Regions from separate parts of the Mus musculus genome. Here region 2 is linked to region 1. Evidence: chromatin loops called from intact Hi-C (ENCODE). Cell type or tissue: heart. All regions are shown on one strand.

Region 1 (5,000 bases):
GTTTTCTCCCTTAATGGCGCAGCTCCTGCTCCACGCGAGCCGGTAAGCAGACGCACCTTTGCTTTTTTAGCAATCAGGTTTTGAAAAATAAAAATAAAAATAAAAAAATGCCCATCCTCATTCCAAACTTTTGGATAGCTTGTCAAAATAAGGGACACTGGAAGCACACGGCATAACAAACTGTAAACACGGGGGAGAGAGTCCCCAGCGTTCCTTGCGTGGTTCAGTCACACTGCTCATTAAACAAGCCATTTTAATGCTCACTGTCAGGCCGATCTTCCAGGTGCCAGGATTTTCTTTTGAAGCGAGAAGGTACTCTGTGGGCCAGCTTTGCAGAAAGGTAAACATTCGAAAACCAGGACAGGGTTTGTGGTATTTAAAACTCAAGAGTCTTCTAAATTCGGAGGACCTCCCGGCACCCTTCCTGAACATCCCCTCTCCTTTTAAAGTAGTTTTAAATTTTATCTTATTTTAATTTTTCAGTTTGCACAGGCGAAAGGTGCTGCAAAACACATCTCGGGTGTCTTTTAAAAATTAAAACGGGGCTGATTGGCCGTGTCAGTGATCCGGGCTAATCAAAATCGCTGACACCTTTTCAGGAGGGAAGAGGCAAGGTTTAGCTCTCACCAGAGAGTGCTGCCTCATTGGTCCACTTTTTGATCTAAATCTGAATATGTGCCTGCAGATAATTCTCTTGCATTTTTAAAAGCTGAGAAACAAAGAATAAAATGCTGAGAAAACAAACGCTTATTTGGAGACGTCGATTCGGCACGCCTGACCCCAGACCTCTAAACGGAGCCGCAGGTCCCTCTGCTGGCCAGGCTGGGAGGGAGCGCTCCTCTGCGGAGTGGAATGGGCTCCCTCCAAACTAAACCTTCTCAAAAGATTCCGCTGGTTCTTGCCCAGTAGCCAAGGAGCATGGCTGGAATACAAAGGAGTGGGAAACATGGGCTTCAATTACAAAAAGAAAAGCAAGCAGCCGCCGCGACTCACCCTCCCCACTGTGGGTCTGACTCCAAAGCCAACAGCAACACCCTTGAAAGCATGCAGGGTTTTCTTCTCTATTTTCGCCACAGTCTTAAAGATAAGAAGTGGTTTTTATAAACTAGGCCCTAAGAACGTATTCTGGTGTTCTTTTTCCTGTTGAAGGACATGTTTCCTCAGCGTTAATGTAGCATCTCTGTGACCCATTCAAGAAAACGCCCTTCTTCGATTTGCTGTGGTGAGGCCCTGTACAGAAAACCTTGGAAAGAATGGTGTTATTTGGAAATACTCGTTTCACAATAGCTTCGTGATCTATTCTAAGAAAAGTTAGGCATTATTGGATAAAGAAACGCGTGGAGGCAACTGAATTTCAAGGCAAATCATATCGAACACAAGAGATGGGGGAGGGGCAGGGAGAGGCAAGGAAAAGTTGTCTTTCAGAAATTCCAAAACATAACCATAACTTTTTAAGTGACACCTAAATCTACCAGTCCTCATTGTCTTGTGCCACAGGAGATATAAGGCAGGCAGTGTCTTGGGGTACAAGCTCTCTCACTACCTCAATTCCACCCTGAAGGTACTTGTTTGGACATATGGAAGAAAGAATATCTCAATTTAATTTTTACAGTGACTCGAGCTATTTGGCTACTTCTAGGCATGATTCATTTTCTCCCTCTTCCATGTCTACACACACACACACACACACACACACACACACAGAGAGAGAGAGAGAGAGAGAGAGAGAGATACACACACACAGTATATGGAGATTTTAAATTGAGTTTAAGTCCCTGTAGCTTTGGTGATTCCATTGCTGGGGAAATTAAAGGCACTTGAGCCACTTCCAACCTTGTTGAAGTTCAGAAGTGCATGGAGATGCTATTAAAATCCACATTTCTGGTCCACAGCTAACTGAGACTAAATTTCTGAAAAGCCCTTGAAACATTTTATTTCTTTAACAGGGCCCTTTCACTTTGGAAATCACTGCTCCAGATGTTACAGAGGAGTTGGTAAAGTGAACTGAGAGCAAAGATCCCCCAACATCTGGGAAGTTTTCTGTAGTCACACAGCCCAGAGGAGCTGGGCAGCGCCAAGAAAGATACAGATGTCAGCTCGAAGGACGAGGGAAGTGCAGCGCTGTTTAAGGCATCACATAACTAACAAATTGCAGAGCAATAAACAAATATGCTCTATCTCATTTCTACTTTAGAGTGATGTCTTTAAATGACTAATTCTTGTTTTTAAAAATTGATTTTCAAAAAAGAAATCCATCCTAATTGTACTATAAAAGCTGTCACATAAAAGAACAATACTGCCATCTAGTGCCCATTCTGAAATAAGCTTGAATCAGACAGTTCAAGTTGAAGGAGAAATCTCAGGAAATAATATAAGCAAATTTCAGTAAGGACTTCAATTATGGACAGAAAATCGAAAGACTACACCATACAGTTCCAAGACTCCCACAACGCCGCAGCAGATTCTTATCTGACTCTGCAGCAGTGGCCACCTAATAGGAAGGATGAATCTCATCTGACTCTAGAATACCATTGAGAGTTGTGTCCAGGGTTTCAGGCTCCGAAGCCATCAACCATACTAGCCAACCTTCAAAGAGTGCCACACCCTCTGGCTCCCTGCAGCCAATTAGGCTGCTTGCATCCTCTGTAATGGAAACTCAAAGCCCAGACTCCTCTCTGATCTGCCAAAGGGCCATACCGTTTCTTGTCTAAAGACCTTCTTAGATTGAGCAGCTAGTCTCTGATATACAGAATCACCTATCACTCAAATAGGAGTCACCTCATGTATATACTTATCCAAGGTGATCAGAAAGAAAGGAAATGAAGACATGCTACCTGCTAACATTAGCTGTTTTCAATATTTGTCTTGGGGTAAATAATCTCAAGTCAGATAGTTCATAAGCCTGTCTTATTTTGGACCTTGCCATTAATAGACAGGTTTGGGGGCATTATATTTTAAAAAGGTATAACATTACTTTTCAGAAAACAATAAAATAATGCATTTTTTACTCTTAACACAAAGTCTTTGAGGGCAGGGCAGGTGGGACAAACATAGAGGTCCCAGGGCTCGGCAGAGGGGTTAGAGTTGCTATTGATGATATTCTTATTCCTTATTCTTTTCACTTACAGGGAAAAGAAACATTTTCCCAACAATGTGGAGAGCCTTGCTGCGAGCAATTGCATGTGTGCCGCCAGTAATTGCTGTGGAGAGCCGTGCCGCGAGCAATCGCCATTATAAGATGGCGCTGGCCTCCGCTGTGCCTAACTAGTAAACAAGCCTTGTACGCAGGTGCGAGAGTGAACTCACTCCTAGTCACTCCCATTCTCGGGGTGTAATAGGGGGGTGATGGGCGAGCAACGAATCAGGAGCTGTCACGCCATATCAGGTGCTGAAACGTCACGCTGCGGGTTATAAAAGCAGCGCCATTTTCCCGGTTTGGGGTCTTCCTGAAGAAGTAAGCAATAAAGCTTTTGCCACGGAAGATTCCGGTTTGTTGCGTCTTTCTTGCCGGTCCAGTGGGACGCAATACAACAAAAGGCATTTTATGCATGATTTCCATCTTGATTGATATGGACAATCTGTGCTTGCTATGCAGTTCCAGAGAAAAACTGCGTGGACTGCATGAGGGGATGGGAAGCCCCGACCAAGGCAAGGTGCTTAGAGAATTTTCTTTCGTTTTTTTTTTTTAATTTTAAAATAAATTTTATTAGTTTAATAAAAAGAAAAAAGAATATTTTGAAATAAATCACTTGGCTTCTTGTTTAAGGGTACATAAGTTTTTTAAGGCATTTTTATTAGATATTTTCTCCATTTACATTTCAAATGCTATTCTCAAAGCCCCCTATACCCTCCCCCCGCCCTACTCCCCAACCTACCCACTCCCACTTCCTGGCCCTGGAATTCCCCTGTACTGGGGCATATGATCTTCGCAATGCCAAGGGCCTCTCCTCCCGTTGATGGCCAACTAGGTCATCCTTTGCTACATATGCAACTAGAGACACAGCTCTGGGGGTTTCTGGTTAATTCATATTGTTGTTCCTCCTATAGGGTTGCAGACACCTTTAGCTCCTTGGGTACTTTCTTTAGCTCCTTCATTAGGGGCCCTGTGTTCCATCCTATAGATGACTATGAGCATCCACTTTTGTATTTGCCAGGCATTGGTATAGTCTAACAAGAGAGAGCTATTTCAGGATCCTGTCAGCAAAAACTTTCTGGCATATGCAATAGTGTCTGGGTTTGGCGGTTATATATGGGATGGATGGTCTTTCCTTCTGTCTCAGCTCCAAACTTTGTCTCTGTAACTCCTTCCATGGGTATTTTGTTCCCTAGTCTAAGAAGGAGCAAAGTGTCCACACTTTGGTCTTCCTTCTTCTTGAATTTCATGTGTTTTGTAAATTGTATCTTGGATATTCTAAGTTTCTGGGCTACTATCCACTTATCAGTGAATACATATCATGTGTGTTCTTTTGTGTTTGGGTTACCTCACTCAGGATGATATCCTCCAGATGCATCCATTTGCCTAAGAATTTCATGAATTCATTGTTTTTAGGAGCTGAGTAGTACTCCATTGTGTAAATGTACCACATTTTCAGTATCCATTCCTTTGTTGAGGGACATCTGGGTTCTTTCCAGCTTCTGGCAAATATAAATAAGGCTGCTATGAACATAGTGGAGCATGTGTCCTTATTACAAGTTGGAACATCTTCTAGGTCTATGCACAGGAGAGGAATTGCTGGATCTGCCAGTAGTACTATGTCTAATTTTCTGAGGAACCGCCAGACTGATTTCCAGAGTGGTTGTACAAGCTTGCAATCCCACCAACAATGAAGGAGTGTTCCTCTTTCTCCACATCCACGCCAGCATCTGCTATCACCTGAATTTTTGATCTTAGCCATTCTGACTGGTGTGATATGGAATCTCGGGATTGTTTTGATTTGCATTTCCCTGATGATTAAGGATGCTGAACATTTTTTCAGGTGCTTCTCAGCCATTCGGTATTC
Region 2 (5,000 bases), 680 kb before region 1:
GAAGCTTGGGAGTTATTGGATTACAGCAGGCCAAAGGCTACTGCATCATAGGAGCCCACCCCATTATAGGAGCCCACTCCCACATTATAAGAGCCCACTCCATTATAGGAGCCCACCGACTCCTGCACGGGCCCATGTGTTTCAGGCTTGACACTCAGTGCCTGGTGCTATGGGGAGATAGAGCGACCCTTAGGTGACGGCGTCTGACTGAAGGAGTAATGCTCTGGATGGAGTAGCTTTGAAGGAGGTTGTGGGGATTTACCACAACCTGTTGCTCTTTGCTTTCCTAGCCACCACAAGGTAAGCCACTTCCTGTGCCACAGACTCCTGCTGTGAGGCCCCCCAGGGTTGGGGGGAGCACCCGCAGCCCCAAAAGCAGTGGGGCCAACTAGATAGTGGCCTGGAACATCTAAAATTGCCAGTTAAGATAGACCTTTCCTCTTTTCTTTTTTTTTTAACTAATTTATTTTTTTACATTTCATATTTTATTCCCCTCAGACCATTTTTCTTTAGCAGATGATTTATCTCAGATTTTTTCTCTTAAAAATATAGCAATTTTTAAAATTATTTTTTGTGAATTTCACGTCACGCACCCCACTCCCACTCATCTCCCTGTCCTTTCATACCTACCTTTCACCCTGGCAACCTTCCCCAGAAGAAAATTAAAAAGTAAAGTAAAATAAAACAAACAAACAAACAAACAAACAAAAACACCTTGCTGTGGAAGCTGCAGTGGGTCCCAGTGCATTTTCTCCAAGGTGCACCCTTCTGTCCACACACCTTCACTAGCAAATGTTCACCACAATTAGTCATTGGTCTGGTTCGAGGCCTCTGGCTCCTGCTACACTATCAGTACTGGACCTCACTGGGACTCCTCTCGGATCTCCTGTTGATGCCCTGTGTCATGGAGGTCCTGTGGCTTTGGATCTGCAGGAACAGCCCTTCATGTGCTCCAGCACTCCAGAGACGGGGCACATGTTGGGGTGCTGCCTGGGCCTGGGTGGTAGCTGAGTTGGTCAGCCCTCCAGCTCTCCTGAACCCACCCCAGCAGGGCGAGCTCTCCAACACTGCGTCAGGTAGCTCACCCAATGCTGCAGCTCTCCTGCTCTCATGCCCTCAGCCGGCTCACCTAGCCCTAGCTACCAGGGCCAGCTCCACTGTGCTGCCTGGGCAAGTGCAGGGCCCACTCTCCTGAGTGCCACAGGCAGTGAGGGGGACACCTCTCCTGTGCCCAGGACACCGCCTAGCAAATGAGTGGCAGACATCTCAGATCTTTTTAACCGTGTGGAAAGCTGACTCACATGACACTTCAGAGGAAACTGTCTCCCATGCCAGTCTGTCTGAGTGTCATTGTGAAAACTACTCTGCCTTACCGTGTGTGTCTGCCTACACTGCTCAGCAGCCCCAAGCCTTTCACAGGGATGTGTATTTGGGGACCCAGCCTAGCTCAGCCCAGTCCTGCCTTGCTAAGCTGATACTTCTCTCGGGTGTGGTGGGGTGATCGGATGGAATGCCAGTGTAGGGTCTGAGAGAACATCCCTGATTCAGCTGCTGCTGGCATGACACGCCTTCCCACACCATGCTCCCCAGCTGCCAGGTCCCTTATTGGAGCCTTTCATTCTTTGTCCTGCTCTACCTACCCCCTCTGGGATGCTACCTGTGATTGCTGAGGAGTCAAAACCCTGTGGGGGCTGACATACTGTGAAATCAGCTAGCCAGACTCTGCATCCTCACATACATGTGTGGTGCTGGTAGAACCAAGCAGGGACAAGGCCACTGGTGCCCCGAAGACCCCCTGGAAGTAGTTTTCCTTTATTATTGAAATGTGTAAATTCTTCAGGCTGCCAAGTGAGTGAATTCAATCCAGTACTCAGTATACTAATACATTCCAGATATCTTCTGTGGTGATGTTGGCTGCCTTTGTTTTGAGGCTGCAAAGTCATTGATTCTGAGAGGAACAGCCCTGATTCAGGTGAAGGCATGACACACCTTCCCATACCATGCTCCCCAGCTGTGCCCTCCCTCCTAGCCTTGAGCAGACTCAATCAGACCTGTTTCTGCCACAGTCTGCTAGTCCACGTAGGGTGGAGTCTTCCATATGCCACCTCTGTAGCTTCCTGCAAGAAGCTACCAGCTGAGCTTGTTTTCCTGACAAAGATCTTCGAGATCCTGGCATAGTGGGGGATAGATTTCCCCCACTTTAAAAATCAGGCCCTAGAATTAAAGTTGAGCCTTGATCAGAGACCTTTGCCTTGGCTTATTATTTCTCTTGCCATCCTTTCCATCCATCCCCAGCTTTCCTTTCAGGAACCCAGGAACCCGTGGCTGCTGGTGGCTACACCCAGCTACCAGGTTCCTTATTGGAACCCTCCATCCTTTGCCCTGCCTATGCTTCCTTTTTGCCCATGCTCTTTTTCTCAACAGCCCTTTTCTCGGTTGTTCCATTTCTTCAAATGCCTTGTTAGTGCTGTCAGAGGGAAAGAAAAGCCAACTGATTAATAAAGTGCTCATGAGAGGGGTAAGGGGAGAGCGCTGTCAAGGCCCTTGTAGATACCAAATGCAGGCTCTGTCTGACCTCAGAACCCGGCCTGACACGGCGGGGGGGGGGGGCGGGGGGGGGGAGGGCAACCATACACGACTTCCACTACGTCTCCACAGAGTCGAAAGCAGCTCAGTGCCAAGCGTGGTGTGGACACTTGCCTGCTGGATGGAGACAGAAACTCATTTCCCATCTGTCAAGTGGCTTGACAGAGAGCTAGTAATGATTTTCTGTCAGGCAAGCCTTGGCTGGATTTGAACCTGTGACCCAGAGGTAAAGGGCAGATGTAGGGCCTTCCTTTACAAGAACCAGCTGCCTGGGCCTTGTTATGCCCAACGCAGATCCATCTAGTGCCTGCCCAGGCTTCCTCCTCACACATACATTCCGGTTAGATCTTAACTTAGCGTTGGGACAAGTGGTTCATGTCCTGGGAGAGAGGAAATGGAAGGCAGAGGAAGGGCACAGATGGAAGGTCTGTTTGATTCACCTCAGGCTAGAAGCTATACGCTCCTCCCAAGATGAATGTTGGAGCCTTCCCAGGATCTTTGCATGTTTATAGACCAGTCAAGGCCATAAGGGACATGGGTCTGGAGGGGCTTTGTAAGGGCCTCATCAGTTCTGGGTTGATTCCATCATTATTGGTATTGATTTTGTGTGTGTATGTATGCATGTGTTGGTGTGGAGGCCAGGGAACAACCTTGATGTCATTCATTAGGAGATATCCACCTTGGGTTTTGTGTGTGTGTGTGTGTGTGTGTGTGTGTGTGTGTGTGTGTGTGTGTGAAGGGTCTCTCATTGACCTGAGGCTTGGCAATTTAGGTAGGGTGGCTTGTCATTGAGTCCCAGGGATCCCCCTGCCTCTGATTCTCCAGTGCTGGGGTTTGACCAAACCTGTTTTTTACGTGTGATCTGGGCTCAGGCTCAGGTCCTCATGCTGTGTGCCAAGCACATTGCCAACTGAGCCTCAACCTTATACTGATTGGTTTGTATTTAACAGGGGGCAGGCTTTGGGGGCGTTTGCAGATTGACCAGTATGATGACTCCTGGGCACAGATTGATGATGTTTTAGAGGACACAGGATAGCCACAGAGGGTGACAGACTTTATCAGAAGCCACAGAGGGTGACAGACTTTATCAGAATGTGCCCCATGCAAGAACAGTAAATGATCAGAGTAGATGCCATGATGGGTTTAATGGTGGAAAAGATACAGAAGAGGCTCTAGCCCCACTGACAGAGCCAGTGCAATGGCCACACTGACAGCAACTCTTAAGGGGACTTAAGGCCCTGGATGGAGCCTAGCCTGTCTAGTAGTCCACACGATTGCCTATTTGAAGCTCAGAAGAGCCACTAACAAGGAGAGGATAGATCTCCTCAGCGTGTGGTTATCTTCTGCGGATGGTCTCTAAGGGCTGCTGACATGGCCTTCTGAGTTCCTTTCTACACCCCCCACCTTGAAGAGAGAGCAGCATCCTTTATCAGTCCCCACTGTGTTATTTTTCTCATTGCTGTTGATGACAAAGGCAGCTTGAGGAAGGGTTTGTTTTGGGTCGGTGTGTGGGGGGCAGTCCGTAGTGGTGGGGTGGTGGGGTGGCGTGGTGGAGGGAGTTTCAGACCCTAGCCACACTGTTGCTCGTGACCAGGGAGCAGATAGAGCTGGCTGCCTGGCCCTGCCTGGCTTGCTTCCTCCTCAGTCCAGAACCCTAGCTCATGAACACACTACCCCACTAGGTGCTACTCCTCACCTCAACTAGCTCATTCGGGAACTCCTTGGGTGTCTCTCGGGAGACTCATGGATACCCTGCCACTTGTCACTGACTCACTGGGTGCTGGCTTCTCTTCCTCCTTCTGCTTCTCCTCCTTTTGTCAGTCTCTTTGTTGGAAGAGAACCAGAAAGCAGTGTTCTCATGCGTATATCTCCTGTGATCCACACCCTCGCCTCTCCTGGGTGTGTCTGTAGTCACACTGTGTGTCCTCTTCCATTACCACCCTCTTCTTTCTCTTGCCTTCATTGGCAGAATGGTGAGAGGCCTCCCACTTTACTTTGTAAGACAGTCCCATTTGCATACTGATCTAGTTCTGGCTGCTTAGACTTCATGTTTCTTAAGGAAAATATATTTTACTTGACCAATGCGCTGTGGCTGAGGTGAATCATGGCATCCCCTCAAGAAACAGCAGAAGCCCTGGTTTGTATTGCATGCTCATTCCAACCCCTTCAAAGTGTGATCCGAGTAAAATGAGAAGTGAAACACCTCCTGCACAGCCCTTCCTTCTGGAGTGCCATCTGCCAAACTTATTCTAGATTGGTCAAAATTGTCCCATTTATTAGCTTTGTGGCCTCGAGCCACTTAGATAGTATATTGATTTTCTCATCTGGAAAATGGGGTTAATTTTACTTATCTCATAGCACTGCTGGGAGAGTTAACCAAGATAATGTGTATCAACTATATGTTATCACACATC

The links. Peaks named below come from ENCODE experiments on the same cell type or tissue, not always from the same donor. Only the 100,000 strongest peaks of a DNase experiment are listed, where the experiment ranks them.
Region 2: a loop joins it to region 1, with 4 times the contacts of the local background. A loop is called at or near these places in 17 of 42 quality-filtered maps.

Annotation. Positions count from the first base shown.
Region 1 is chr8:78,059,579-78,064,578 of GRCm38, reverse strand. No RefSeq gene overlaps it. Among named protein-coding and RNA genes, the nearest start is that of Gm6360, 10 kb to the left of the region's middle. In heart, CTCF peaks have their summits at 817 (motif pointing left) and 2,313 (motif pointing left); no DNase peak of the experiment used is centred here; H3K4me3 peaks cover 989 bases.
Region 2 is chr8:78,735,058-78,740,057 of GRCm38, reverse strand. No RefSeq gene overlaps it. Among named protein-coding and RNA genes, the nearest start is that of Gm39203, 63 kb to the right of the region's middle. In heart, no CTCF peak of the experiment used is centred here; no DNase peak of the experiment used is centred here; H3K27ac peaks cover 842 bases.